Regions from separate parts of the Homo sapiens genome. Here region 1 is linked to region 2. Evidence: chromatin loops called from intact Hi-C (ENCODE). Cell type or tissue: HCT116. All regions are shown on one strand. Each heading gives the region's core, and the rest is flanking DNA. Links, peaks and the distances in the headings are about the cores only.

Evidence for each region. Peaks named below come from ENCODE experiments on the same cell type or tissue, not always from the same donor. Only the 100,000 strongest peaks of a DNase experiment are listed, where the experiment ranks them.
Region 1: it touches region 2 in a loop (10-fold over the local background); 8 of 110 quality-filtered maps call a loop at or near these places.

What each region holds. Positions count from the first base shown.
Region 1 is chr5:152,341,132-152,357,370 of GRCh38, reverse strand. All of the region lies in intron 1 of LOC105378237 (a long non-coding RNA gene), which reads right to left. Among named protein-coding and RNA genes, the nearest start is that of NMUR2, 56 kb to the left of the region's middle. RefSeq lists a cis regulatory region at 6,677, enhancers at 6,593-6,762, 11,539-12,141 and a silencer at 7,435-7,534. In HCT116, for the core only: a CTCF peak has its summit at 7,522 (motif pointing right); a DNase peak (open chromatin) is centred at 7,520.
Region 2 is chr5:151,644,416-151,660,654 of GRCh38, reverse strand. It overlaps LOC105378231 (a long non-coding RNA gene), which reads right to left. Exons shown (of 2, transcript XR_944417.3): 2 at 5,206-6,621. It overlaps LOC124901116 (a long non-coding RNA gene), which reads left to right and starts at 6,150. Exons shown (of 2, transcript XR_007059007.1): 1 at 6,150-6,189; 2 at 8,354-9,088. RefSeq lists an enhancer at 1,334-1,453. In HCT116, for the core only: a CTCF peak has its summit at 8,430 (motif pointing right); a DNase peak (open chromatin) is centred at 8,454.

The DNA.
Region 1 (16,239 bases), core at 3,203-11,202, 700 kb before region 2:
CCACTCACCAGCCCCTGTTGAAGGGGTGAGTCAAGGTAGGTGTGTTTTATTATAGCATGGGATCCACTGGAAGTTATAGCCCACTTAACACACACAAAAAATCCAATACAAGGAAAGCCAACCTACTAACTGCCTAACAAGCTAATGTTCTACCTTGAAAGTTTGAACAAAGAAAAGAAAAATCCCTGATCAGAGACTAGCGAATATTTATACTGAAAGTTACATGGAATCGGGGATAAAACAGTCATTCTCAGCCATGTTCTTACTGAGAAGTTATCTCAGAAAGTTAAATGCCAGAGAAAGCCTATTAACATTTTTTAATACAGCCAGAGAGAGAGACAAAAACAGACAGAAGAGGAAATTCTATCCTTAGAACATTTTAAGCAAAATATACAATTTTTGACGCAGGGTGTATACTGTTTCATTTTTGTGAAGTGCCCCTGTAAACTTTCAAAACGCTCCTTTCCTTGAACTAGCATGAATGGGGTTGGTTTCTCACAAATAAAAAATTTGCCTGCGTTGAATTCCCTCAAATGATGAACATGGGTCTTATTCTAGCCTGGAGTTACCACTTGGACAAATTGAACTTTTACCCAGGATCAGGCCAGCCTTTCCCTCCAGCCTGGGCCACTAAAGCCCCAAATTCCTCTCAGCTGAGTCAATCCTAATTAAGTTAATATTTCAACAAGATTGCTTATTTTTACTTTCCCCTACTTCCAAATTGAAATAGCTTTATTGTTCTCTTGGTACTTTTCAAAGTATTGAAACAATCAACCAAACCTAGTCGACTAAGTATTAACTAGTTGGATAGATAGCATATTAAAATATATCACATCACCTTAATAGAGAATTCCCTCCCATGCTTTCTTAGAAATCCAGATGTGCCCTGATTTAAGGAAATTTATAATTTTTAAAAACTCAACTTATAATAAACTGTGAGGGTAAATTTGCTTTTCCAAAGCAGCTCTTCAAATTCAGAGCACTCTATGCCTACCTGTAGGCATTTATTTCAAAGATAAAAACTGAGTGGAGATGGGAGAGAATACAGTAATGTCCACTGAAGGATATCTTAGAGAAGCATAAAAATTAATAGGAAAACAGGATTTGATTTGCATAGCATATTTCCAAGACATATCACTTACTACTAATGATCAACCCAGAGAGCCATTACTCTTGAGATTCTGGAATGAGCTTAGCTGACTCTAACCTCATCCAAATCCACTCAAGACAATCCCTAGGAAATGATTTCACTTATTTCCAATAATCAAATTTCTATGAACTGTTTACACAATCTCTTCACAACACAAATATCTCAATGCTGAGAGTCTTTACTGCCTCCACACCTTAATGTACCAATTTATTTATTCCTAAAATGCAACCGGTATGACCTAGGACACTCATTAAGAAAGGGAAACTGGGTTCTCAACAGACTCACCAAATTTTGCTCAGTAACACTCTTCCAGAGTAAAGAGAAATGTGCAAAGCATGAATTTATTGGAGGGAAGATGTAAGGTGTTAACAGTATATTTATCTACTCATTATATAGGTATTAATGAATGTCTTATATAATCTATCGTTAGTGATTATATTTTTCTTAAATTTATATCTGAGAAGTTGGTAAGTAATCAATTTTAAAGCATTTATTATAGCATAATGGTTAAGGATGTGGCCCCCAGAATCAGTATCTTAGGTTTGAATCCTAACTATAAACCTTCTAAGGTTTAGTTTCATCGTCTGTAAAACAGGAATGAAAACAAGGATAACCTTGCAAGATGATTGTGTAAGTTAAATTATATAATCCATGTGCAATGGTTTATTTTGTCAAGTTGACAAGGCCACAAAGTACCCAAACATTTGCTCAAACATTATTCTGAGTGTATCTGTGAGGATGTTTTTGGATGAGATTAACATTTGAATCAGGAGATCCAGTAAAGCAGATTGCTCTCCCTAATGTGAGTGGACCTCATTCAATCAGTTGAAGGCCTGAACAGAACAAAATGGCTGACTTTCCTTTGTGTAAGAGGACACTTCTCCTGTTTGACTGCAGGAGCTAGAACATTAGTCTTTTCCAATCTTCAGTCCATAGCACTGAAACTTTGGCTCCTCTTGGGTCTCAGGCCTGCCAGCTTTTTTATTAGAACTTACACAACTGGCTCTCCTAGTTCCCAGACCTTCAGACTCAGGCTGGAACTACACATTGACTCTCCTGGGTCTCCAACTTGCCAATTGCCGTCCTTGGGATTTCTTAGCCTCCATAATCATTTAAGCCAATCCTTATAGTAAATCTCTATTTCTCTGTCTCTCCACCTATTCACACACACACACACACACACACACACACACTCACTCACTCTCTCTCTCTCTATCGGTTCTGTTTCCCTGGAGAACTCTAATATGTCATGTAAAACATTTAGCACAATGCTAGACCCATAACAATCACTCAGTGAAAGTTTAGCCATTTTTATAATCAAGGGACTGCCTTGGTCATTGGTGGAAGCAACCACCAAAATGACTCAAATGAAACATTTACTTTCAGAGAACTCGTGGAGCTTATTCCCTTTAGCACCTATCCTTCCCCTTTAAAGCACACACAACACATCACCACTGTCGGTTTGTAAGTTCTATGGAGGTCCCAAAATAAATGTAAATCATGTTCCCCTCTAGGATGCTATCAAACTGAGGAATTCTGGAGGAACTGCAGGAGTCATGTACTGGTATAAAAATCCCAAGAGCCTCTGGGGAGAACCTAACCTCACCAGACAGACACACTTGGCCCAGGAACAAAGCCTCAGTCCTGGACAAGAGGTTACTTATAATCGGTTGACTGAAAATATAAAAAGCCAGTCCTAAAGAGATATCATCTTGTTTCCCATTAAATAGAAGTACTTAATTCCGTTTGCACTTTCTCAGCCCAGACTTTCTTCTTTTAATCTTCCAGAACACAGGACAGAATTAATTTGCATGGTCAATTCATCCTATACAAGGTTTAAATTTATCTTTTTGAAACCAATCTGCCACTGATTATCTCAGGAGTTAGGAGGCCAGAACATGGATCCAGTCTCCATGTAGATCAAAGCTACTACAGGCTGAAAAGTATTTAATGCTAACACTTGATCTGAGAGGAAAGAGGACACGACACGAAAGATGGTGGACAACGTTCTCTCTCCTGCAAGAACAGCACATCCCATCCTTGGAATGTTGCAGAGGCCCTGCCTAATGGTGTTTCTAGCCCTTCCCTGAAGCTTTCTAATCCCCACAGCTATAGCCACTCAGTACCCCATGCAGGTTCAGACACACTCTAGAAGTCAAAGACCTAAGTTATTACCACAGGTTCAAAATAAAGACACTGGAAATTTCAGAAATAACTCAAAAAAGCTTGAAAAGAAAATAACCTGTAATCAGAGCAGCAGCAAAGATAAATCTTTCCAGTATTATACTCACAAGCACACACACACAGAGTAGCATTATGTAAAAATGTTGTGTAACTTGCATTTTTTTTCACTAACTGCATAATTTGATCATTTTTTCATGTTATTAAACAATCTTCATTATTTTTATGGCTTTGAAACACTATTGAATATAAGTATTATAATATAGCTAACTAATCCCTTTTTGTTGGACAGGGGATTATTTCCACTGTTTTCACTATTCTAAATAATGTCACAATTAATGTTATTGAGTCATAATCTTTATGATCCTCTAGGGATTTCCTTAGGTTAAATACTTAGAACTGCTGGATCAAAAATGTGCACACTTTAGAGAATTTTTTATCAGATTTACAAATATTCTAAGAGCAGAGTATATTCCTCCAACAGTGTGAGGAACTGATTCAGAAAATATGAATCAGTCCTGAGGCATTAGACAGGTAACACAGCGTCCATCCTTCCATCCATGAAAAGATATTTATTGAGTTCATACTCTATATTATGTGCTAGGAACACAGCAGGGAAATAGACAGATATAAACCCTACCCTCCCTGTACTCACAACCTAGTAGGGAAATCAGACAAGCAATTTGGATACTGATTAGTTTAGCCTTGTGACTGCTTTTATTCTGACAATATGTTCCATTTTAAGACAAGACTCCTGCCTTATTGCTGGGACTAAGCGTCTTATGTTGGAAACTGGGTACCCTGTTTCTCCCTCACCAGGGGCCATGTCTTATTCTCATAAATTCTCTTGGAAATACTATAGAATCCTGGAACAGTGGCTGGCCCTGCTGAGAGCATTTCCCTTTGTCTACACGAGTTACCCACCAGTCGTGCCAGACTCCAGCTGCACACTACCCCTTTTTTGGAAAAGCAATGAAAATCATGGCCACTTTTGGCTTCACTCTACTCTCTCTGTGCCAGGATCTATACCAACCACTTACTATAAATTACTTTATTTAATTTAAACAACAATGTTATGAGAGCAATACTGTTGTTATACCCTCACTTCACTGGGTTTACCTGGGTCTCTATCTCTGTCCTGATACTTGTCCTGCTAGGCTGAACACACCCTGGTCATCCACTGTTAGGCCCATCTCTGAAGGTCTGTCACACCCAAGGGACAGCTGGGGCCTGGCACTCTCCAGAATCTGCTCTGACAAGGTATCAGGTTGCCTGGGGGCACACCCAGCTCCACTGCAATGATTCCCAAAGCTGAACCAAAGACCACCAGCTGCAGAACCAAGTGAGGTCCTTCCTTAAATGACAAAATGTGTGTATAAAATGAAATACTATTCAGCGATAAAAAGAAATGGGGTACTGAGATATAGGCAAACCTCAAAATATGCTAAGAGAAATAAGCCAGAGGAACTGGACAAATATTGTATGATTCCACTTAGATGAAATATCTGGAATAGGTAGATTCACAAAGACAGAAAGCAGATAAGTGATTGCCAAAGGCAAGGAGGAGAGAGGAATAGGAGTGATTGCTTAATTGATATAGGGTCTCACTTGGGGGTAATAAAACTGTTTTGGGAAACAGACAGCGGTGATGGCTGCACGTGACTGTGAATGTACTAAATGTCACTGAATTGTTTATTTTAAGATAGTTCATTTTAATTTTATGTCATGTTTATCTCAATTTTTAAAAGGGGAGGAGGCAAGAATCTACTGAGTCAAAGTAGTTAGGCCCAGGAATGTCCTTTTGTACAAGCTCCCAGGTGATCTGGTACACACTAAAATTTGAAAAACATGCCTTAAATAAAACCTCCCAGTACAGCTACATAGAAATTGTCATCCAAAGGAATGCAAAAATTAAAAGCTTTTTTTTTTCAAAGCTTGAAGACAAGTCCTAAAGCAAAAGCATGGTTATAACTAGCACAAAGAGCCTAATGGTGAGGTGGCACCACTCAGCTGCCTGGTGCCATTATTTCCAGTTAGCAAGGCCTTCCAAGGGTTTGCCAAGACCACCTGCATGTGCATGTAACACAGTCACTGCAATGGGGGAAATGACGACAGAAAACAGGAGCAAGAGATACATGGTGATATGTGAAGAAGGACAAACCCTAGGCAAGAGGAGGAGGGATATTGACTAATCAATATGACCAAGCAAAGTAATGGTGCAGCTCCTACATAGCTCTGAATTAAAGTAAATGGGAATCAATGGGCTAAAAACCAAGGATTCAATAAAGCCATTAAGTCATGGCAATTCCTTTTGAGGCAAATTCATTCCTTCATGGCTCTGTCCCCTGTTCCTACCAAAAGTCAATACTCTCCTGGCAAGGGATTTGGGGGATGTGGCTCCCAATAAAGACTTTGTCACTATTTCACTCCACCTGTTTATCCCTAGGAGAGGGATTTCTTTGCTTCTGGCTTTTTTCCATCAGTATGTTGGTTTTGCTTCAACCCGTAAGTTAACTGATTTGTGTTTCAAGGGAAACAAAACCTAATCTCATCTGCTGACACCTGACAAGGGGCCAGGTCTCTCAGTGGTTAGTGCTGCTGTTGAAACCTTCCCAGGGAGCTATATCGAGTCACAGTGTGTCCCTCACACATGAACACATTAGCAAGGCACTCTGTGACAGGTGCTATGTTAAGAATATCCTATGTATTGTCCTATTTAACTCTTACCACAACCCCACAAGATTCATTTTATGGATTGGGAAACTGAGTCTTGAATGGTTTAGTAACTCCTAATGTCTCCTGACTCCAAAGCCTGCCTAATGACCACTAGACTCAGCAGTGTCCACATGCCTCCCTAACTAAAACCCTCCAAGTCTCCAGGAAATGAGTGAGTTGCCAATGACCCTTCCAAAGCAGCCACCCACACCCCACAGCAGTTAGAGAGGATTTCTGAGCACATTGGGCACACACAAAATAGTCTCCCAGGTATAAAGTCTTATGTTGAGAGGGGCACTGGCCAACAGACGTCCACAGTTGCTGAGCTCCTTTTTTTTTTTTTTCTGAGATGGAGTCTCGCTCTGTCACCCAGGCTGGAGTGCAGTGGCATGATCTTGGCTCACTGCAACCTCCACCTCCCGGGTTCAAGCAATTCTCCTACCTCAGCCTCCCAAGTAGCTGGGATTACAGGTGCATGTAACAACCACATCTGACTAATTTTTGTGTTTTTAGTAGAGACAGGGTTTCGACATGTTCGCCAGGCTGGTCTCAAACTCCTGCCCACCTCAGCCTCCCAGATGATCTGCCCACCTCAACCTCCCAAAGTGCTGGGATTACAGGCGTGAGCCACCGCACCCAGCCAACAGTCCCTGAGCTCTTATCAGCCAGAACGCTCACCAGCATACAGCCGGGTTAGGAGACAGGAAGAGAATGATTCTGGTGAGTGTGTGCTAAAGACTAACAACTTCGATTTGCTTGAAGGAGAACACACATGCTATGTATTAAGGTAAATGAAAGCTATTGCTTTGGATTCAAAGAACCTGGGCCCTAATTTCCAGCTCTTCCACTTCAGCTATGTGACCTCGGGCAGTTTTGACCTTGCTGAGACTGAATTCTCATTTGCAAATTGGAGGTGTTTATCTTGCACAGTGGTGGCTATGAAGAGTGAATGAGATATTTCACATAAGAGCATTTATCATGTGCCTGGCACAGAGTGAATCTTAAATCGTAGCTGCCATTATTTCCCAAAACCAGATGACTGCTTTGCCAATAAACAACCTACATGCTGCTTTAGACATGCCTGACAAATGTTAGAGCCTGTGTTTACATAGACCGGTGCGCACACAAACCCGGGTGTTCTTTCCTGCTAACCAGTGTGTAGCCTAGTTTACATAGCAGCCTCTCTGAACCTCATAGAGATAACAATATTGGCTACTGCATAAGTGTGTGGTCTGGAATGTTAAAAAGGGAGAGGCCTTCGTGAAAGCCTGCCAATTTTATAGCTTTGATCACCCATTATAATGCTTTCTTTGCCCAGAGTTTTAGACTTCATCATTTTTTCTGTCCCAATACTGCAAAATATGTTGATCAGGAATTAATGCAGTGCAATAGAACTCTGCAGGGCATGCAGCTAGCACCAAAGAAGCCAAGACTTACAGCTCGTGGCACTTGGAGCCACTGGCCACTAGGGGCCGTTGGTAAGCCACAGAAAGCTGGAAGGATGCCTACCTGTCAGGTTTTTAAAAATCACATTTCTTATACAAAAAGCTTTCTGGACTCTCAAAAATCCAGCTCAGGGTCCTTTTGCAGGGAGGGATGGCTTTATTTTCTATAAAGGCTTTAGTCCCATTTCTTTCTGGGACTGAAGAAAAGGGAAGATGAGTCTTAACGAGCTCTGACCTAGTCAGTGAGGCACATGGTTGGTTGGCTGGGGTGGGGTTGGTGGGACTTGTGTGGCAGTATTTGCACAATCCTGAGAGATCCTCCACCTGCAAGAATTCCCCCAATACCCAGTGACTGAAATCTCTTTATGTCTTATTAACACTATGAACTTCTAAAGCCCGGTGATAAATACAGATATTCAGGATGGGACCATGTGTCAGACCACGATTAGATGCGCGATACAGGAAAAGGAGTCAGTGCACACCAAAGAAAAGCATGCAAAGATAGAGCTCCTAAAAGTGGGTTTGAATTCTAGCTTAGCCACTTATTAGCTGTGAAAACTTGGGCAAGTTACTTAATCCCTCTAAGCTTCCATTTCCTTTGAAACCCCTATATCATAGGTTTGTTGCATGGGTTTAAATGAGAATGTATACAAAATTGTACACACATAGAAAGTCTAAGCAATTTTTATTAGTTGTTATTCTTCTTTTGTTGAGTGAAAGTAAGACTGGAATTCAAGGCTAGAGAGCAGACATGCTGTCAGGCAGTTGGGGTTGAGGAAGCAAAATGAGGGTACAAGGAAAGTTTAAAACGGGGATCCCCAAACCCCAGGCCACGGACGGACTGGTACCAGTCCATGACCTGTTAGGAAGTGGGCTGCACAGCAGGAGGTGAGCGGCAGGTGAGCGAGCATTACCGCCTGAGCTCCACCTCTTGTCAGATTAGTGGCAGCATTAGATTCTCATAGAAGTGCAAACCCTATTGTGAACTGAACATGCAAGGGATCTAGGTTGTGAGCTCTTTATGAGAATCTAATGCCTGATGATCTGAGGTGGAACAGTTTCATCCCCAAACCATCCTGACCCTGCCCCTCTATGCCCACCATCCATGGGAAAATTACACAAAACTGGTTCCTGGTGCCAAAAAGGTTGGGGGCCACTGGTTTAAAAGACAGAAGAAAGCCAAAGTAGATGTCTACAGCTCATTGAAGCCCAGATGAAGAAAGTAAAGAAGCCCCTAGATAGGTGTTCACATATTCAGAATTCTTTTATGGTTTGATTGTAAGATGTATACTGGTGCGTGCGTGTGTGTGTGTGTGTGTGTGTGTGTGTGTGAAGTTAGGGGTGTTAAAACTGTAGCTCAACTTTATATCCTAGATGCCAGAGAACTTGTAAAGTCCTCTAGAGCTAGGACACCAGAGGAAAAAAGGAACTAGAAAAATACCAGTTGGTAGACAGAGATCAGGGGAAATGAAGAAGGCTAAAAGACTACACAACTCTGGGTCTCATACCATGAGAAGCAAAGGAAATTAGGGCACACCTGCAGGAGGGCAAGTGGCTTGGGAGGGTACACAAACAGCCCCTGAAGAGAAGGTGAAGAAACATGGATGTTCTACTGGAAAAAGATAAACACAAAGGAAATTTGATCCCTATCTTTGGAGCACTGAAAGACAGTATGGGGAAATAGGAGAGACTGGCTGCCTTATACGTGGCCCCCAAAAGGTAGAGTTAGAATCAATGGGTGTCCAAGAGTTCAGAAATCCCCTAAGGTTATATCTCACCGCGCGCGCGCACGTGTGTGTGTGTGTGTGTGTGTGTGTGTGTGTGTTTAGGTACACACTAAACAAATGTACATCTTTTTGGAAAAAAGGATATTTAAAGCTTTCTTTATCAGATTTTCGTGACCTCAAAAACTTAAGAACTCTTGATATAAATAATAACAGCTAATATTTATCAAGCAATTACTAAGCACCAAGGACTGGGCCAAGTCTTTACATAAGTTATTAAATCCTCACAAGAATCCTCAAGAGGCGGAATAGCTGACTATGAACGCAGGCCTTGGAGCCAGTCTGCTTTAGTTTATATATCAATTCTGTCATTAACTAGCTACATAACCTCTGGCAACTCACTTTCTCACTTCCCTCATTACAAAATGGGGATAATAATAACCACCTCAAAAGGTGTGAGAATTAATTAGTATTAGGGTGGTGCAAAAGTAATTGAGGTTTTTGGTACGGTAATAGCAAAAAATTTTGGTATTGGAATGTCAAAAACTGCAATTACTTTTGTACCAACCTACTATATGTAAAGATTTTGGACAACATCTGACAAATAGTATGCTTCCTAACTACTATCACTTTCTAACTATTAACACTCATTGGTGTGCTGGTCAATGTTTTAAAACAAGCTCTCGAAGAGAAGAAAGAAAAGAGAAACTCTAAGTTGTAATATTCGACAATTTCTGTAGTATAAATATTCCCACCTAGATCCATTTCAAGCTAGCAAAGTGAAATCAACCAGCTCACAAAATTCTTAAACAATTAACAACTGGCTTTCATGAGATAGTACAGGATAGCTCCAGCACACCACTACATTAAAGTTTTTTCTTACTCTCTCTCTTTCTTACTAAGTGCTGGCTGGAAATGGTTCCCTGGTTCCTTGAAGGAGCAGAGTTTATGTAGAACTGAGAGAAGCAATGCTCATTTTCTGTTAGAAGATGCAGGTTAGAGAAAGGAAGTATAAGAGAGTCTGGCAAGAGAACAAAAACCTGTTTGGGTCAAGCAATATTTCTGAAAATGATGGGCATGATCTTTCTTGGGGTAAGAGGGAATTAAACAGCTACCATATACTAAGGGCTTATTACTTGCAAACCTTCATTATTTCATTTAATTCTGACAACAGCCCTTTAAGGTAGATGGTTGTACTTGCCCCAGATTCACAGAGGAGAAAAGGGGGCTCAAAGACATTAGGAAACTCTTCCAGGTGGGACAAGAGCTGAGAGTCAAGCTTAGCTAAGGGCCCAAGCCTGCGTGACCCTAGAGCCTGAAATCATTCCACTTTTCTATATTGCTGCTTAAGCAACAGGGAAATATCCCGGGAAGGCAACTTGGGTTCACCCCCAGTGGAAAGGGGCATCCCCAAAACCCTGGGTAAATTCTATAGGTGGTGCATCAATTTTTACAATCTCTCCAGCAGTCCTGTTCCAGAAAGCCCTTTCATAGATGGGTCCTCCAAGCTTCTCCATGATCAGAAGGCTCCTTAGCCACCCAAATCTCCAAGACCTTTCTACTGCTGCCACCATGGGATTACTCTCCCGGTGCTTCTCTGGGACTACCAGTATCTCATGCCCTTATCCTTCCAGAATCCCTCTCGACAATCAGTTTAGGTACCCAACTTGAGGTCATTTGGGATAGCTGCAATCGTGGAGCCATATAGTCAGGTAGTATAGGAAGACATGCAAAAATGCTGAGCCTTCAACCATCCCTGAAGGCACTCTCTTTCCTCTAGAGAGGCCATACAGGGTGTAATTTGTATGACAGATCCTGCAGTTACATTGCTCAGCTCCAATCATGGCTCTGTATTTGCTAATAATGTGACTTTGGGCAATTTACATAACTTCTATGTGCCCCAGTCTGTTCAAATATGAAATGGATAACAATAGGGTCCTCTTCAAAGCACTATTGTGAGGAATCAATAAAATAACATGTAAAGGGGTATTAAAAGGGGCTTAAATTGATGGTATAAACAAGTTTTACACTCAATAAATGTTAAGCATTATAGCTTGCCCATAGATCCATCTGCCAAATCCATTTTTTAAAAAGGTATTGTCGGGGGGAGGAGCCAAGATGGCCGAATAGGAACAGCTCCAGTCTACAGCTCCCAGCGTGAGCGACGCAGAAGACGGGTGATTTCTGCATTTCCATCTGAGGTACCGGGTTCATCTCACTAGGGAGTGCCAGACAGTGGGCGCAGGCCAGTGTGTGCGCGCACCGTGCGCGAGCCGAAGCAGGGCGAGGCATTGCCTCACCTGGGAAGCGCAAGGGGTCAGGGAGTTCCCTTTCCGAGTCAAAGAAAGGGGTGACGGACGCACCTGGAAAATCGGGTCACTCCCACCCGAATATTGCGCTTTTCAGACCGGCTTAAAAAACGGCGCACCACGAGACTATATCCCACACCTGGCTGAGAGGGTCCTACGCCCACGGAATCTCACTGATTGCTAGCACAGCAGTCTGAGATCAAACTGCCAGGCGGCAACGAGGCTGGGGGAGGGGCGCCCGCCATTGCCCAGGCTTGCTTAGGTAAACAAAGCAGCCAGGAAGCTCGAACTGGGTGGAGCCCACCACAGCTCAAGGAGGCCTGCCTGCCTCTGTAGGCTCCACCTCTGGGGGCAGGGCACAGACAAACAAAAAGACAGCAGTAACCTCTGCAGACTTAAGTGTCCCTGTCTGACAGCTTTGAAGAGAGCAGTGGTTCTCCCAGCACGCAGCTGGAGATCTGAGAACGGGCAGACTGCCTCCTCAAGTGGGTCCCTGACCCCTGACCCCCGAGCAGCCTAACTGGGAGGCACCCCCCAGCAGGGGCACACTGACACCTCACACGGCAGGGTATTCCAACAGACCTGCAGCTGAGGGTCCTGTCTGTTAGAAGGAAAACTAACAACCAGAAAGGACATCTACACCGAAAACCCATCTGTACATCACCATCATCAAAGACCAAAAGTAGATAAAACCACAAAGATGGGGAAAAAACAGAACAGAAAAACTGGAAACTCTAAAACGCAGAGCACCTCTCCTCCTCCAAAGGAACGCAGTTCCTCACCAGCAACGGAACAAAGCTGGATGGAGAATGATTTTGACGAGCTGAGAGAAGAAGGCTTCAGACGATCAAATTACTCTGAGCTACGGGAGGACATTCAAACCAAAGGCAAAGAAGTTGAAAACTTTGAAAAAAATTTAGAAGAATGTATAACTAGAATAACCAATACAGAGAAGTGCTTAAAGGAGCTGATGGAGCTGAAAACCAAGGCTCGAGAACTACGTGAAGAATGCAGAAGCCTCAGGAGCCGATGCGATCAACTGGAAGAAAGGGTATCAGCAATGGAAGATGAAATGAATGAAATGAAGCGAGAAGGGAAGTTTAGAGAAAAAAGAATAAAAAGAAATGAGCAAAGCCTCCAAGAAATATGGGACTATGTGAAAAGACCAAATCTACATCTGATTGGTGTACCTGAAAGTGATGTGGAGAATGGAACCAAGTTGGAAAACACTCTGCAGGATATTATCCAGGAGAACTTCCCCAATCTAGCAAGGCAGGCCAACGTTCAGATTCAGGAAATACAGAGAACGCCACAAAGTTTCTCCTCGAGAAGAGCAACTCCAAGACACATAATTGTCAGATTCACCAAAGTTGAAATGAAGGAAAAAATATTAAGGGCAGCCAGAGAGAAAGGTCGGGTTACCCTCAAAGGAAAGCCCATCAGACTAACAGCGGATCTCTCGGCAGAAACCCTACAAGCCAGAAGAGAGTGGGGGCCAATATTCAACATTCTTAAAGAAAAGAATTTTCAACCCAGAATTTCATATCCAGCCAAACTAAGCTTCATAAGTGAAGGAGAAATAAAATACTTTATAGACAAGCAAATGCTGAGAGATTTTGTCACCACCAGGCCTGCCCTAAAAGAGCTCCTGAAGGAAGTGCTAAACATGGAAAGGAAAAACCGGTACCAGCCACTGCAAAATCATGCCAAAATGTAAAGACCATCGAGACTAGGAAGAAACTGCATCAACTAACGAGCAAAATCACCAGCTAACATCATAATGACAGGATCAAATTCACACATAACAGTATTAACTTTAAATATAAATGGACTAAATTCTGCAATTAAAAGACACAGACTGGCAAGTTGGATAAAGAGTCAAGACCCATCAGTGTGCTGTATTCAGGAAACCCATCTCACGTGCAGAGACACACATAGGCTCAAAATAAAAGGATGGAGGAAGATCTACCAAGCCAATGGAAAACAAAAAAAGGCAGGGGTTGCAATCCTAGTCTCTGATAAAACAGACTTTAAACCAACAAAGATCAAAAGAGACAAAGAAGGCCATTACATAATGGTAAAGGGATCAATTCAACAAGAGGAGCTAACTATCCTAAATATTTATGCACCCAATACAGGAGCACCCAGATTCATAAAGCAAGTCCTGAGTGACCTACAAAGAGACTTAGACTCCCACACATTAATAATGGGAGACTTTAACACCCCACTGTCAACATTAGACAGATCAACGAGACAGAAAGTCAACAAGGATACCCAGGAATTGAACTCAGCTCTGCACCAAGCGGACCTAATAGACATCTACAGAACTCTCCACCCCAAATCAACAGAATATACATTTTTTTCAGCACCACACCACACCTATTCCAAAATTGACCACATAGTTGGAAGTAAAGCTCTCCTCAGCAAATGTAAAAGAACACAAATTATAACAAACTATCTCTCAGACCACAGTGCAATCAAACTAGAACTCAGGATTAAGAATCTCACTCAAAGCCGCTCAACTACATGGAAACTGAACAACCTGCTCCTGAATGACTACTGGGTACATAACGAAATGAAGGCAGAAATAAAGATGTTCTTTGAAACCAACGAGAACAAAGACACCACATACCAGAATCTCTGTGACGCATTCAAAGCAGTGTGTAGAGGGAAATTTATAGCACTAAATGCCTACAAGAGAAAGCAGGAAAGATCCAAAATTGACACCCTAACATCACAATTAAAAGAACTAGAAAAGCAAGAGCAAACATATTCAAAAGCTAGCAAAGGCAAGAAATAACTAAAATCAGAGGAGAACTGAAGGAAATAGAGACACAAAAAACCCTTCAAAAAATCAATGAATCCAGGAGCTGGTTTTTTTGAAAGGATCAACAAAATTGATAGACCGCTAGCAAGACTAATAAAGAAAAAAAGAGAGAAGAATCAAATAGACACAATAAAAAATGATAAAGGGGATATCACCACTGATCCCACAGAAATACAAACTACCATCAGAGAATACTACAAACACCTCTACGCAAATAAACTAGAAAATCTAGAAGAAATGGATACATTCCTCGACACATACACTCTCCCAAGACTAAACCAGGAAGAAGTTGAATCTCTGAATAGACCAATAACAGGCTCTGAAATTGTGGCAATAATCAATAGTTTACCAACCAAAAAGAGTCCAGGACCAGATGGGTTCACAGCTGAATTCTACCAGAGGTACAAGGAGGAACTGGTACCATTCCTTCTGAAACTATTCCAATCAATAGAAAAAGAGGGAATCCTCCCTAACTCATTTTATGAGGCCAGCATCATTCTGATACCAAAGCCGGGCAGAGACACAACCAAAAAAGAGAATTTTAGACCAATATCCTTGATGAACATTGACGCAAAAATCCTCAATAAAATACTGGCAAACCAAATCCAGCAGCACATCAAAAAGCTTATCCACCATGATCAAGTGGGCTTCATCCCTGGGATGCAAGGCTGGTTCAATATACGCAAATCAATAAATGTAATCCAGCATATAAACAGAGCCAAAGACAAAAACCACATGATTATCTCAATAGATGCAGAAAAAGCCTTTGACAAAATTCAACAACGCTTCATGCTAAAAACTCTCATTAAATTAGGTATTGATGGGACGTATTTCAAAATAATAAGAGCTATCTATGACAAACCCACAGCCAATATCATACTGAATGGGCAAAAACTGGAAGCATTCCCTTTGAAAACTGGCACAAGACAGGGATGCCCTCTCTCACCGCTCCTATTCAACATAGTGTTGGAAGTTCTGGCCAGGGCAATCAGGCAGGAGAAGGAAATAAAGGGTATTCAATTAGGAAAAGAGGAAGTCAAATTGTCCCTGTTTGCAGACAACATGATTGTTTATCTAGAAAACCCCATCGTCTCAGCCCAAAATCTCCTTAAGCTGATAAGCAACTTCAGCAAAGTCTCAGGATACAAAATCAATGTACAAAAATCACAAGCATTCTTATACACCAACAACAGACAAACAGAGAGCCAAATCATGAGTGAACTCCCATTCACAATTGCTTCAAAGAGAATAAAATACCTAGGAATCCAACTTACAAGGGATGTGAAGGACCTCTTCAAGGAGAACTACAAACCACTGCTCAAGGAAATAAAAGAGGACACAAACAAATGGAAGAACATTCCATGCTCATGGGTAGGAAGAATCAATATCGTGAAAATGGCCATACTGCCCAAGGTAATTTACAGATTCAATGCCATCCCCATCAAGCTACCAATGACTTTCTTCACAGAATTGGAAAAAACTACTTTAAAGTTCATATGGAACCAAAAAAGAGCCCGCATCGCCAAGTCAATCCTAAGCCAAAAGAACAAAGCTGGAGGCATCACACTACCTGACTTCAAACTATACTACAAGGCTACAGTAACCAAAACAGCATGGTACTGGTACCAAAACAGAGATATAGATCAATGGAACAGAACAGAGCCCTCAGAAATAATGCCGCATATCTACAACTATCTGATCTTTGACAAACCTGAGAAAAACAAGCAATGGGGAAAGGATTCCCTATTTAATAAATGGTGCTGGGAAAACTGGCTAGCCATATGTAGAAAGCTGAAACTGGATCCCTTCCTTACACCTTATACAAAAATCAATTCAAGATGGATTAAAGATTTAAACGTTAGACCTAAAACCATAAAAACCCTAGAAG
Region 2 (16,239 bases), core at 3,912-11,911:
TATCTGTCCTTCTCCCCACTTCAAATCAATTTTTTTAAAAAAAAAAAAACAAAAATTTTAACATTTAAAATAAATTGTATCATTACCTTAGATGAAAAATTAGTATCATTTACCATAGAGATAAACCTTAAAGGTAAATATGGTAAAAATGCACATACAATGAAAAAACAATGTTATGCAGTTATAAATGTGCCTTATGCTTCTTTTTTTTTAGACGGTGTCTCACTCTGTCACCAGGCTGGAGTGCAGTGGCGTGATCTTGGCTCACTGCAACCTCCGCCTCCTGGGTTCAAGCGATTCTCCTGCCTCAGGTGTGTGCCACCAGGCCCAGCTAAGATTTGTATTTTTAGTAGAGACGGGGTTTCACCATGTTGGCCAGGATGGTCTCGATCTCTTGACCTCATGATCTGCCCGCCTCGGCCTCTCAAAGTGCTGGGATTACAGGCATGAGCCACCCTGCCTGGCCTTGCCTCATGCTTCTTAAAGAATGCTGTTTCTTGTTTCAAGAAGAAATCTTAGAGATGTTCTCCTTGATAGAAAGACCAAAGGATAATTGAACTGTAATTAATTCAATCTTAATGCCAAATTCGTAACTCTCCTAAAATCATCTCCTAAACTGAAGTGGTGAGCATCCCTTCCTTTAGGCACTGACTCTTCATGGGAAGGTGTGGGTCCTTTGGAGATAATCCTGGCCCCCTGTACCTTTCATTGAGGAGGAGTTGGCCAGGCTCTTGATGAAATTGGAGGCACCCAGGTCAAAGGGGCCAGAGAATGGAAGCAGCCCTCCCTCCCACTCCTGCTGCAGAACTGGATGGAATCTCATTAGTCCAATGACCCAACACTCTGAACTTGTTTCCTCATCAGTAAAAATCCTGACGATAATGATCCTTGTCTCATAGGTTGTTGTGTCCCAGCATAGAGAAAGCCAATAAATAATCATTATAGTCACCATAATAATTATCATCATCATCATCAACTACCACTCCCAACTTAAATGTGAGGGGTCTGCTCTTTCCTCACTGCCTAGACGGGTACTTTATCCATGAGTCATAATGTTTCCTTCTTCCAGACCACACTCCCTCTGTGAAGGGACGCGGGGCTGTCTCACTCCTGTTAGGCTCTACTGGGCTGGTTGGGGTCTGCATTGGTTTTGGCTACAGGACTGCAATGGTTAAACACTTCCAGCTGGAAACAGAAAAACATAGGTACTCTAAAGATGCAAAGGAGTCCTGGACAGGGTGATAGGAATCTAATTTTCAGGACAGATGTGTGAACCTGGAAAAGTGCCTACCCCTCTAGGGGTTCAGTCTTCTCTTCTAAATCTTGGCAGATGGGGCGCTGGCTGAGATGGTCCTATCTTCAGAGACTTTGATCTCCCTTTCTCTCCTTCTGAATAGGCTGTCCTAGGGATGAGCAAACCTGGACTCTCCCAGGTCTTACAACCTGGTTTCCAGACGGCCCCCCAGAGCCAGCGGGACCCGGCTGCCTCCTGGCTGAGCCATTAGCTGGTGAAGCGGCTGAGGCGGGTTAGGGCTCCCCCTGCTGGGGCTGAGAAGAAAATCTCCTAGACCTGCGCAATGCATCTTAACCTCTAAGCTGTCATGACCCACAGAGGCCATCTAGTCCAGCCCTCTCATTTCCCAGATGGGGAAACAGGTTCAGAGGTTCAGAGACGCGGAAGATACTCCCTCAAGTAGGATTTCCAGATAAAAGACTCCTAGTTAAATTTGAATTTCAAATAAACAGCAAATCATTTTGTAGTACACATACGTCGCATGCAACATTTAGGACATACTTCTACTAAAAAATTATTTGTTGGAAATCTGAAATTTGAACTTAAGCAGTCATCCTATTTCTTTGCTAGATCTGCCAACCGTACCTCCAAGTCCACCCACTGAGTTAATGTCTGAGCTCAAACTGCATCCCGGACATAGGTCAGGGCTTCTCCATCATGCCTGACCAATATCTTTCGGTTGCAGCCCTGCCCAGTACTCCGCAGGGGCATAGGAAAGGCTTGTTGACATCCTTCTGGGAGACAGCAAGTGGAAGGACATCTGAATCCTCACTTTGATGATCACCAGGAGTGTTTCAGACAGGAGGTGGGTCCTCCTCTGCCCCAACCTCTGCTACCGTTAAAAACCCACCAGCAAGGTTTTAATGGCAGAGATTCCTAACATCCCTGCCCAGTCTGGTTTACTAGATTAGGGAGGGGCCTGGACATCTGTATTTTAAAAAAATTCCCCAGGGGATTCTCATGCATAGCAAAGACCCCCTGGATTAGCTATAAGGAAGAACTACTTGGATGAGAAGATTGAAAATGGCACTATCAGTAATTGTCAATATTCACTGTGTATAAAAACCACTGGCCAGGTGCAGTGGCTCATGCCTGTAATCCCTGAACTCTGGGAGGCTGAGGCAAGTGGATCACCTGAGGTCAGGAGTTTGAGACCAACCTGGCCAACATGGTGTAACCTCATCTCTACTAAAAATACAAAACATTAGCTGAGTGTGGTGGCACGTGCCTGTAATCCCAGCTACTCAGGAGGCTGAGGCAGGAGAATCTTTTGAACCCAGGAGGTGGAGGTTGTAGTGAGCCGAGATCACGCCACTGAACTCCAGCCTGGGCAACAAGAACAAAACTCTGTCTCAAAAAACAAAAACAAAAACAAAAACAAAAAACAAAAAAAAACTTTGTGGGTAAGGGAAGGGGAGTGAGGAAGGAATGTAAAATCTGCAAAAACGCATATTCCTAGCTTTACTTCCAGGAATTCTGAGTGAGTAGGTCCAGATTGGGACCTTTTGATAAGCACATGTATGTATTTGTAATGTGTTTTGTTTCTTAAAAAATGAAAATAAAACAGAAGCAAATATGGACAAATGGTAATGGTCTTAGAAGCAGATATTAAGTACATGAATGATCAGTATTCTATTCACCATAATTCAAATATTTCACTAAAAATACTTTTAAAACCTAGGTAGATTTTAGGGGATTGTAATTCAGATGGTCAGAAAGCCATACCTTAAGAAATACTGGCTTGGAGGTAAGAGAGTGAAGAGAGTCACCCACTGCCAAACACATATTAGGTGCCCCCCATACCCAAGAGCTGGGAGAGTTGAGGAAGTTTCTGGGAGGAGATGGGCAGGACCTGGTCTATAGGAGTGGGTAAGATTCAGAGAAGTAGAGGAAATTATGACCACCAGGAAGCAAGCAATCTGTGCAAACAGGAAAATAAGTGCCAGGAGACTCAGGTTGTATCTTGGTCACAGCTGGTGCCCTCCCTGTAAATGACCTCTGGAGTCTGCTATCACTATGCCCTCAGTCAGTACACTGCAGGCATAGTGGCCTCCTTTCTGTTCCTGAAACAGGCCAAAGTCTGTCCTGCCTCCAGGCCTTTGCACTCGCTGTCCCCTCTGGAACTGCACTGTTTCCCCAGCTTTAGTCCTGCCTTTTCTGCACCCTCTGCTTCTCAGTTCAGATGTCTCCTTCTCAGAAAGGCTTTGCTGCCTGCCCCTCTCACTCCCATCTCTCCTTCATACCAATGACCACAAGCTGTAATTATTATCTTGTTTATTTGCTTTTGTTCCCGAACAACTTTCACCCCCTCCCAGTCTGCCCCACCAAACTACAAAATGTAAGTTCCATGAGGACAGAGACCTGGTGTCTTCTGCTCATTGCTGTGTCTCCAGGTCTGAGCACTTGATACATACTAAATGCTGAGCAAGTTGTGTTAAGAAAATGAATTAACTAATGAGAGGTTGGCAAGTCCAGAGTAGAAAAAGCCTGGAACCTAGGGATAGGACAGATGGATACTGGAGTCTGAGAAACCAAAAAGCTTTCAGAAGAACCCTGATGGGGCACAAGAATGGGCATCAGTTTTCTGAATCCGAGAGCACATGGATTTCTGTTCTCATTAGATTGGAGGTCCCAGAGTTATTAGACTCCATACCTCCTTTTAATAATAAATGGAGACATAGATAATGCAGTAGACCTCAAGTCGTAGAGCCATTCGTTGTGATCCTTGATTCATGACTCACTGTCATTGGTTGGTCTTTGCATGACTCTCTTTTGCTTTTATCTATCAGTCGATCAATCAATCTATCTGCTACCTATTTATCTATCAATCATCTATTTACCTATCAATCATCTATATCTGTCATCTATCAATTGTCTATTTATTATCTATATATCTATCTATTTATCATCTAGCCATTATCCATCAACCTGTCTATCTATCTATCTATCTATCATCTATCATCTTTCAAATAATATATTGAACACCCATGAGCCTGCCTCCCCACATGAGAACTGGAACAGTGGCGACACCTATGTTCATTCTCTATCCTGTCCGCTCTGTGACCACTTTCCTGAATTTTGTGTTTATCTTTCCCTTATGGTTTTTTTTTTTTTTTTTTTTTTTACGGAGTTTCACTCTTGTTGCCCAGGCTGGAGTGCAATGACACAATCTCGGCTCTCCGTAACCTCCGCCTCCTGGATTCTCTTGCCTCAGCCTCCCAAGTAGCTGGGATTACAGGCACGTGCCACCATGCCTAGCTAATTTTGTATTTTTAGTAGAGACGGGGTTTCTCCATGTTGGTCAGGCTGGTCTCGAACTCCTGACCTCAGGTGATCCACCTGCCTTGGCCTCCCAAAGTGCTGGGATTACAGGCATGAGCCACTGCGCCTGACCTATCCTTCCCTTATGTTTAACAATTAATATAATTCCCACATTTTCTAGTGATTAGGAAAAAATAATAATAAATATCACAGCAACATAAGCAAAAACACACCCACACATGCACCTGTATATATCTAAGCAATATGTTGTATCATTTTAGGTAATTTTAAAATTTATAACAAATGCTGTGTTTTTACATTGATAAAACACTTATAAATAATGTCCTGAGCCCTGCCCTTTTCACTCAACATTGCATTATGAGTTCAGGCTTATCCATATTGCTGTGTATAGCATATTACATTCATCTGCACTGCTGTATAAGATTTTGTTCGTGTTTGTACCACAATTTATTTATTTTCCTATTTATGAGTGGTTGGGTTTTCTTCTGTCATGAATAACTGCTACACATGCATTTATGAGTTTCTCTGGGGCCTATCTGCTAGGTAAATATACATCTAGGAGCGGAAGGAATTGTGGGGTTGTAGGAGTATCAGTCAGGGTCTAATCAGAAAAAACAGAAACCACTCTATGGATTTTCAGATACTTTTAATTTTGAAATAGTAACAGATTCACGAGAAGTTGCAAAAATAGTACAGAAAAGTACATGTACCTTTCCCCCATTTTCTCCTGATAATAATGTCTTAGATAGCTATAATACAGTATCAAAACCAGGTCACTGGTATTGGCACAATCCACAGACCTTATTCAGATTTCACCAGGGTTACATGCATTTGTTTGAGTATGTACATAGTTCTATGCACACATAAAACTTTATTACACGTAGATTTGTATAACCACCACCACAATCAAGATACAGAACTGTCCCGTCACCACAAAGATCCCTCTGGCTGCTTCTTTTTAGGTACACTGATTTCTTTCTCCAACCCCAACCCTGTCTTTAACCCTTGGCAACCACTAATCTGTTCTTCACCTCAATAATTTTGTCATTTCTAGAAGGTTATGTAAGTGGAATCATATAGTATGTAACAATGTGAGACTGGCTTTTTTAGTTGGTAAAATTCTCTTGTGGTCCGACAAAGTTGTTGCATGTATCAATAGTTTTTTCCTTTTTATTGCTGAGTAGTATGGTAATCAATAGCTGAGAAGCCTCACAGGAGGCAATGAGGCAATCCATAAATTAATAATAGCAGGAAGCTGTTACTACCCCTCCCCAGGACTAGAGAAACAAAAGGTTAGTGTCACCAGAGCCCAGGGCCAGGGTCACCTGGTAGAAGTTAGAATCATGGCTGGCTTTCCTGTGGGAACTGGACCCATCGGAGAGCTGTGGCCACCACAGGGGATGTTACCTGAGAGGAGAAGGGGAGGGTGCTGGTGAGAAACACCTTGGCTTCTCCCTTCTTTCCACCTTCCATTCTCTCTCTTTTATTAACTGAGCCCAACTGGAAGCAAGATGACATGGCTGCCGAGATCCTGCTGGAAAACTGAGGACATAAGGGCATAGCAAAGAGTGGATCTGAGGGCAAACAGACTCAGGACCTGCACAGCAGCCTATGTGAGTGTTTGATTTTGCAAGATAATGCCACACTTTTTCTAAGTGAGTGTCCTATGTCCTAATGCGTACCCTTATAAGCGATATGTAAGAGATCCCATGGATCTGTATGTTCTCCAATACTTGGATTGTCTAGCTATTAACATTTTGCCATTTTAGTGGACATAAAAGCTTATCTTATTGGGTCTTGATTTACATTTCACATGAGTTTGAACATCTCCATATGTTTGCTGGCCATGAGCATTTCTTCTTTTATAAAATGCTTTTTCTTTTGTCCATTTCTTTCTGTTGTTTTTCTTCTTTCTTGTTGATTTATAAGACTTCTTTATATATTCTTGGTAATAAACCTTTGCCAGTTGTAAATGTTGCAAATATCTCCTCCAGGTGTGCAGATTGTCTTTCCACTTTAAGTGAATACAAATATTTCATACTACTCTGCAATAAAATTCATAGACAAGATAAATTAAATTTAACAAATCAATATGATACCTTAACTGTAAAATGAAAGGAGAAATGCAAGTAGTTATCATAAAACATAACTTCGGCCGGGGGTGGTGGCTCACACTTGTGATCCCAGCACTTTGGGAGGCTGAAGCAGGCGGATCACCCGAGGTCAGGGGTTTGAGACAATCCTGGCCAACATGGTGAAACCCCATCTCTACTAAAAATACAAAAAATTAGCCGGGTGTGATGGCAGGGGCCTGTAATCCCAGCTACTCGGGACGCCAAGGCAGGAGAATTGCTTGAAACCAGGAGGCAGAGGTTGCAGTGAGCCAAGATTGTGCCACTGCACTTCAGCCTGGGTGACAGAGCAAGACTCCATCTAAAAATAAAAATAAAAATAAAACAAAACTTTTCAGTATGTAAATGCTGAGGCATGACTTCTTTAGAAGATATAATGAAATTGTCAGATGTGTATGCCTACTTAGAAGAATAAAGTTTAGATTTAAGAGAATAGATGGAGCAGAAGTCATACCCATCTAGGAAGTACAGACAAAAAAAGATCAGAGGTATGGATTAAGGTAAAGAACAGACCCGACTTATTCATGTATACTAACAGAGGAAGGGTAATAAGGTTAACTGAGAAGGGAATGGCATACCAAAAGAAATTACAAAGTGTGGAAGAAGGGAAGATGAGGAGAGGTGTGAGCATTGCAAATGAGTTGGGCCTTGTGTATAAGCATAGGGTCAAAATCTTGAGCTTTAGTGACACTTGAGGACTTGGAGCCACTCATACTGTCGTGGAGGCCCATAGCAACTCCCCACATGTCCAAGATACACTTGGCCTCTGATTCTTCAAAACACTTGGAGACCATATCCTTTAGGAGGTGATGGGGACCACAAGATGATTGAGGGAAAAAAGAAAAAGAAAAATTACACTATAAGGGGCATAGAGAATTTATGTGGTAGATATCTGGGGACAGTATCAGTCAGGCTGAAAAAAAACAGGCAACCAAAAGATACATAAATAAGAACATAATTTTTCACAATATAGCTTTCTTATTGTGCTACCAAAAATTTAAAAACATAAAACATGGCAATAATATATATTTTAAACAGCCTTCATAAATGAAATAAAGTGTCTGTATTTCATATATCTTTGTGCTAATTTAGTAATATTTAGTTCTCCATCTGTTAAACAGAAGTCTCAGAGCTCCTTGGTTACATACTCGCAAAGAGTTATGGCTACAAATGCAGATGGACACAAGTGGGTTGAAAAGGTGATTCCCACACAAGTGGCACTGGTGACATGATTTTGTGAGATGGTGAACAACTCTTGCTCTGGACCAAGCTAAGTTCAAGCATCCCTTGATTTACAGGGTCTTTGCAATTCAATATATCTTAAATGCAAAACAACAACAAAAACAAGCCAGGTGTGGTGGCACCAGCCTGTAGTCCCAGGTGCATGGGAGGCTGAGGTGGGTGGATCTCTTGGGCCTGGGAGTTGGAGGCTGCTGTGAGGTATTATCATGCCACTGCACTCCAGCCTGGGCAACAGAGACCATCTCTAAACACAGCAAAACAACACAAAACAGCACAAACCCAAACCACTTTGTTGATGTTTGTAAAGGGGAGTTCGTTCCAAGCTCAGATCATCTGTTTATTGGAAAGCCATGCAGGAGGTGAGACAATTCTTCACTGTGCACAACTGTCTCACCCACTGCAGGATGTCGAGCTTCTCCAGCTCCTGCCCCACCAACGGCCAGTTAGAACACTTTACTGGAAGCTTACCGAGCGCTACTGGCAGAGACCAGCAGGGGGAAGCCTGGCTCAAGGAATGAAAACTCCTGAGCCCCATGCTCCCAAGCCTGGAGGAGCAGCAGCATCAGCTAAAAGGTTCTCAGGACATTGAAGGAGTGAGCTTCACTTCACCACCCACACCCACGCTACCACTATGCAGGTGGGGAAACTGAGTCTCAGAAAAGAGAAGGAATTTGTCATTTGCTTATTATCTACTTTTAGTGGTGCAGCCAGAAAAGGAATCCAATAGGCAGAAGCCCAAAAACCTAGAATGTCATCATCCCTGAGCACTGACAGTTTCATACCCCCAGTTCTCAGCCATTGGACAGATGGAAAGGAGGCAGAGCCCTCTCTGCCCTAAGTCTGGTTGTTGAGCTTAGAAGAGAAGGCAGTGCGCAAAAGTCAAAAGAGACAAGTCAGGAGACCTGGTCTGGTTCCAGTCCCAAAAGTAACTGGATGACTACATGATCCCAGCTGAGCAAATTCCATCTCAATTTTCTTTTTGCAATGAAAGTAATACACATGTGATAAAAATCTACCAAACAAAAACTTCAAACTGTGCATAAGGGTGTAAAATGAAGTAAATTAACTATGAATATTTCTTGCATATCTTTCTGGAAATATACATATTAAACTATAAAAATAAAATAATACATAAGCATATACACATTTTTTTGTTGGATCAGTGGGATAACACAATATATTTGATGTGCTTTTATTTATTTGTTTGTTTTTTTTTTTTTTGAGACATGGTTTCACTCTGTCACCCAGGCTGGAGTGCAGTAGTGCAAACACGGGCTCACTGAATCCTCGACCTCCTGGGCTCAAGTGATCCTCCTGGCTCAGCCTCCTGAGTAGCTGAGACTACAGGTTGTGTGCCACCACACCCAACTAATTTTTTTTTTGTAGAGATGGGATCTCACTATGTTGCCCACTCTGGTCTTGAACTCCTAGGGGCAAGGAATCCACCCGCCTTGGCCCCACAAAATGCTGTGATTACAGGAGTGAGCTACCTTTCCCAGCCATGCTTTGTTTTTAATTTTAAATATCACTCATAGGCTGGGCACGGTAGCTCACGCATGTAATCCCAGCATGTTGGGAGGCCAAGGTGGGCGGATCACTTGAGGTCAGGAGTTGAAGACTGGCCTGGCCAATATGGTGAAACCCCTATCTCCACTAAAAATACAAAAATTAGTCTGGGCATGGTAGCTCACACCTGTAATCCTGGCACTTTGGGAGGCCAAGTGGGGGTGGATCACCTGAGTTCAGGAGTTGGAGACCAGCCTGGCCAACATGGTGAAACCCTGTCTCTACTAAAAATACAAAAAATTAGCTGAGCGTGATGGCAGGTGCCTATAATCCCAGCTACTCAGGAGGCTGAGGCAGAAGAATCGCTTGAACCAGGGAGGGGGAGGTTGCAGTGAGCTGAGACTGTGCCATTGCACTCCAGCCTGGGCAACAAGAGCAAAACTCCATCTCAAAAAAAAAAAAATACAAAAATTAGCTGGGCATGGTGGCAGCCACCTGTAATCCCAACCACTTGGGAGGCTGAGGCAGGAGAATCGCTTGAACCTGGGAGGCGGAGGTTGCAGTGAGCCAAGATCATGCCACTGCACTCCAGCCTGGGCGATAGAGCGAGACTCCATCTCAATCAATCAATCAATCAATATCACTCATAATTTTTCCATAGTAATGAGATATATTTGCCTCCTTCCTTCTGGTGGCTGCATGGTATTTTGTAATACCAATGTAGCAGTTTAATGCTGCACTTACTGCTAAGCACACCCTTTACTGTCTCTTGAGGTGTCTTGCACTGACAAAGCACACTACAGAGGACAACTTGGTACATACATCTCTGTACACATGTACAAGGGTTTCTGTGGGATGAAGTTCCAGAAGTGGAATTGCTGGGCCAAAGAATGTATGTGTGTCTAAAACATTGACAAATGTTGCCAAAATTTCCTTCAAAATGCATCACTTTTAACTTCCTCTGGCACAGGAGAAGGCCATCTCATCTTCTGGTCAGCATTGGGAAGTACTCATCTTGGGGGCCTTGGTCTTTTCATCCATGAAATAAGAGGCTTCGCTGGGCACAGTGGCTCATGTCTGTTATTCCAGAACTTTGGGAGGCCGAGGTGGGAGGATTGCTTGAGCCCAGGAGTTTGAGACCAACCTGGGCAATATACTGAGATACTGTCTGTACAAAAAATTTAAAAAAAATTAACTGAGCATGGTGGCATGCACCTGAAGTCCCAGCTACGTGGGAGGCTGAGCTGGGAGGATTGCTTGCACCTCACAGGAGGAGGCTGCAGTGAGCCAAGATTGTGCCACTGCAGTCCAGCTTGGGCAACAGAGGGAGGCCCTGTCTCAAATAAATAAATAAATAAATAAAAAGAAATAAGAGGGTTAGATTGGATGATGCTGAAGCTTCCTTGCATCTGTAACTTTACATCTGCAACTCTTTCCACTAAGTTGTCCAGCTTGAGGAGTAGAATGGGGCCATGAACTTAAGCAGTTCATTTCTTCTCTTCTCCCCTTCCTTCCCTTCCACGTTCTTCTTTCTCCCTGTCTAGTCCTAGGAGAGTGGAAAAGGCATGAGGCCACCCTCCTCAGGCCAGGAAACCTAGTTCCAGAGGCGGCCCTGGATCCAAACCAGTGTGGGAACCTACCTAAGTCCTTCCCTCCCACCCTATCTGTTTTCCCACCTGGTTTAGCAACTGCCTTCCCTCCTAGGGCTCCAACTTCATAAGATGTTGAGATAACATCTTATGAAGTCTTTTGCCAAAAACATGCCTTTTTCTGCCCCTGGAAGGAATTAGTTTCACTTGTTCTGAAGAAGAGTCTCTGCAGGTACTTGTTACTCCTGCCAAGAGACCTGAGAGGCCCCAAATTCCTCAGCACCCGGATCCCAGATTCGCTTAATCTGACGCTGCTCGCTTCCAAGGGGCGCTGAGATGATGGAGTTACAAGCTGCTTAAAGGCTTACAGAGTGTCAGCTTGAAGGGAGGAGAGAGTGAGTGAGCGTCTGCCTCCACTTGGCTTGGCCTCTCGGATGAAAGAGCTTGGGAGAAGGGAGTGTTTACAGAGATCAATAAAGACACCCTGGAGGGGCCAGCACTCCCATTGGGCTTCTCCAAGAAGATTTAGGATTGACATCATTAAAGCCCCTAGGGAAGACTCTTCCCAACCCAAAGTCTCTTAACACTAGATTCTCAGATCCTGAAAGCACATAGGGCTTGGGAAGAACTATAGGGACTGCTCCACCTTGCACAGCTCTGGAGGTCTTCATTTACATTGATTACAAAGTGAATGGTGTGCCAAAGAGGCACAAAGTGGGCCAGGTCCAGGGGCTCACGCCTGTAATCTCGCACTTTGGGAGGCTGAGGTGGGCGGATCACCTGACGTCAGGAGTTTGAGACCAGCCAACATGGGGAAACCCTGTCTCTACTAAAAATACAAAAATTAGCTGGGTGTGGTGGCACACACTTGTAATCCCAGCTACTCGGGAGCCTGAGGGAGGAGAATTGCTTGAACCTGGGGGGCGGAGGTTGCAGTGAGCTGAGATCTCACCACTTCCCACCAGCCTGGGTGAAAGAGAAAAACTCCATCTCAAAAAAAAAAAAAGAGGTACAAAGTGGTGCTGGTGACAATATTACAGCAGCTAGCATGATCATTTAAAAAGGTACAATTAACAAAAACAAAACAAAAACCACCAATGACTTTTTGTTACACTCAAAACAAAATCCCTAAAGCTTTTCATGATTCAACCCTATTTTTCTCTTGAATCTCATATCCTGCAGTAGCTAAGTTCCAGACACATTGACCTTATTTCTGGTCTTCAAATGTACCCAGTGGCCTAGCTGGTTCCTGCCTCAGGGCCTTTGCGCAAGCTGCCTTTAGCTCTTCCCAAAGCTGGCTTCTTCTTGTTAGGAAGTGTTCTCCTAAAACACCACTTTCTCAGGGAGGGAGCCTCTAACCAGTCAGTCTAGAATGGTCAGTCGGTGTCTCCAAGGTTGCTCTGTAAAATGGGAGTGGTAATCCTCATCTTACCTTCCTCCCTGGGCTCTTTGTATTCATTCCCACCTTATAGCTTAAGTTCCATCTGCAAGGAACTTGTGCACCCCCCTTTTCTCTTTTTTTTTTTTTTTTTTGAGACGGAGTTTCATTCATGTTGTGGTCCAGGCTGGAGTGCAGTGGCACCATCTCGGCTCACTGCAACCACTGCCTCCCAGGTTTAAGTCATTCTCCTACCTCAGCTTTTCGAGTAGCTGGGATTACAGGCGCCCCCCGACCACCCCCAGCTAATTTTTGCATTTTTAGTAGAGATGGGATTTCAACATGTTGGCCAAGCTGATCTCAAACTCCTGACCTCAGGTGATCCGCCCACCTTGGCCTCCCAAAGTGCTGGGATTACAGGCCTGAGTCACTGCTCCAGGCCATTGTGCACCTTTTGAATACATTGTTCGTTTCCGTAGCACATTATTTCCAAACCACTTACTTCACTCATGCTTGTATCCACAGAACCTGCACCATGCCGAGCACTTCAGAGATACTCAAAAATATTTGTTGAACACTGAATCAAGTCAGGGCAGTCTGGACACCCTGCAAACTGTGAAGTGCCCTACCTCCATGATAGCCACCACAAATAGCAGAGAAACAGAGTGAGTCAGGAGGAACCTCATGTCTCCTAGCTTCATGGGTAGTTCTTAAAAAATAGAGAACTGCCTCATAAATTGTGAGCCCGGTGGCAATAACTCAATGAAACCCCATCACACAACAAAACTGAGGTTCTCCCAAAAGGGAAGATGACATGGCACATGAGTCATTGAGTTGATTAAGAAGTCAGTTCTCACCCCTGCTAGGCCAGTGCACCCCAGTGTCTGCTGAATAGAAAATGAATAGAGGGCCAGGCACTAAACGCCTATAATCCCAGCACTTTAGGAGTCCAGGGCGGGCAGATTGCTTGAGCCTAGGAGTTTGAGACCAGCCTGGGCAACCTAGTGAGAGCCCATCTCTTAAAAAAAAATATAGCCAAGCTTGGTGGCACACTCCTATTGTCCCAGCTACTCTGGAGGCAGAGGTGGGAGGATTGCTTGAGCCAGGGAGACAGAGGTTGCAGTGAGCTGTGATGGTACCACTGCACTCCAGCCTAAGCGACAGAGGGAAATCCTGACTCAAAAAAAAGAAGGAAGAAAAAAAAGAAAGAAAGAAAGAAAAAGAAAAGAAAATCTTACATACCTTAGGTGACAATGTATAGAAAAACTTAAGATTTACTGTAAGAGCAGAGGAGATAACCTACTTCCATCTGTCCCTCAGAAGCTGCCACATGCCTGTAATTTCCAGCCATTATCCTCTCATGAGTCCTGGGTGTGCTGTCCACAGAGGACCCCTATGAAAAAGAACTTTAGCAACATCTCATGCCTTAGAAGAGGTTGTTTCTCCAATAAGCCATCTGAAAAAGTAAAGAATGGGGTCCTGAAGGGGAAGGGAGTTCCAGGCGATGGTGGTGTTTGTTATATAGGGGGAAGTTTAGGGGTCTGGGCTCGTGGGTAAGAGAGTGGGAAGGAGGTGTGGTATCCATGCCAACCTCTGCCAATCTCATTTTGCCCCAGGCCACCCTCACACTTGAACCACAGAGAACTGTTCAAATGCCAACTAACAAACACAAGCAGCAACAGAGAGCTGTGTGTGCTGGGGATAACCAGTCCCACGGGTTTGGGTGTAGCGGTGGTTTGGGTGTAGCGGGAAGCAATGCTTGGGTTCTGGAACAGATGGCTTTTAGGAAGCTGAGGAGGAGAGAGAGGGCTACCCCCTACCTCCCTGTGCCACCCTGCCCACCACCCCTGCAACCAGGGCTTGTTAGCCACAGGAATACTTGGCATCAGAGGCACCTCCTGGGGGACTAGACTACACAATGTGAGCCACCGTCCTTTCATCTTGCCTGCCTGAAGGGTGGGGTGGGGTGGACCCAGGGGGCTGCCTCTAGTGCTTGGACAGCTGGGATGGGCAGAAAATGAGCAAGTTCAGCAAGGCTCTGATATTCTAGCTAACACACTCAGAGCTGTCCACACCCTGCTCCCTGCGGTCAACAACTGAAAATACCTACAAGAAACCCAATGCAACAAATAATGGCACCAGTAGAATGGGACCAGATAGTCCCTGGTTCTGTTGGAAAGGTTTGTTCCATTCATCCTCTGCTGCTTCAGGGATGGAAATGAAGCCCAAGAACGTTGCCGGAGCTTAGTTTGAAGGGTGCTGAATAGGCCTCCAAAGTGCATGTAATTTTGCCTTCCTCTCTCCTTAGTCAAAGCCTATCTGCTTGTAAAGGCTCAGCTAAAGTCCTTTCCGGTCCACAGCAAATTTCTGCCCTCTGAGCTCCGGTGGCTGTTTTCTTCACCTGCGTGTTACATAGGCCACCCTGTGTCACCATTGATTATGACATGTCTCCCCAACTCATCCTCAAGCTCCTTGAAGTCGGGGGGATCACGGTGCCTTCTTTTATACCCTGGCACAGTGCTGAGCACACAGTAGGAGGCCCTGATCCAAGTCTGGAGCTGGATGGAAACTAAGTCACTGTAATTGTTCACTCCATTCTTGTTATAGATGAAGAATCCAAGACCCAGAGAGCACCAGGGGCTTGCACAAGGGAGAGCTCACCAGGGCTGGAGGTATTTGTTGAACAAAGATTGAAGGATAATGGCATTCCAGCGTGGTATGTCCACACTGGCAGGAATGGACACAGGAATTTCAACTGATGAGCCTGATATGTCCTTAAACTTTCAGATAATTTGCTTTTTAAGAAATTAGCTGGCTAAGTGCGGTGGCTCATGCCTGTAATCCCAGCACTTTGGGGAGGTTGAGGCAGGTGGATCACCTGAGTTTGGGAGTTCGAGACCAGCCTGACCAACATGGAGAAACCCCTTCTCTACTAAAAATACAAAATTAGCCGGGCGTGGTGGTGCATGCCTGTAATCCCAGCTACTCGGAAGGCTGAGGCAGGAGAATCGCTTGAACCCAGGAGGCAGAGGTTGCAGTGAGCCAAATGGTGCCATTGCACTCCAGCCTGGGCAACAAGAGTGAAACTCCATCTCAAAAAAAGAAAAAAAAAAGAGAAAGGAATCAAATCCTGTTTTAGCTGTTGGGGGTATTGTGGTTAAAGTAATTATATAGCACATCTTTTCTTAAAAGTGAATGATCAGTCAGGATTCTCTGGTTGTGAGCATCAGAAATTGACTTCAAGTCATTTAGCAGAAAAAATAATTACTGAAAGGATGTGGGCTTGCTTGCAAAATGGAAGGAAGAATTGAGACACCAGGCTTGGAAATGGCTAGGAGCTGGGCAACTCTGGAGATCCAGGTAGAGGAACCCCTCAATAGAGTCAACAAAGACACAGGTGGGATCAACTTCAGTCATCTTCTCCCTTTGTACCTTTGTAAGGTTCAAAGTCCTTAGATAGAAAGGCCCAGCTTGGGTCATGGACCCACCTCTTGACCAGAACTGGCAACATACCTTGACTGACAATTCTACCAAGATCACAGGCACTGGGAAGATAGGCAGTTCATCAAAAGGAAATCAAGGTGCTATTACCAGAGTGGGGGGAAGGTGGGGAACAATACACACCTGCTGGTCCCACACTTTAGTTTATTGGTTTAGAACAGGGATTAAAAAATTGCAGCCTATTGCCTATTTTTACAAATTTTTGCAAAAGTTTTATTGGAATACTGCTACATCCATTTGGTTGCTTTCACACTACAATGGCAGAGTTGAGAAGCTACGACAGAGACTATGGTGGGCAAAGCCTTTAGGAACAGA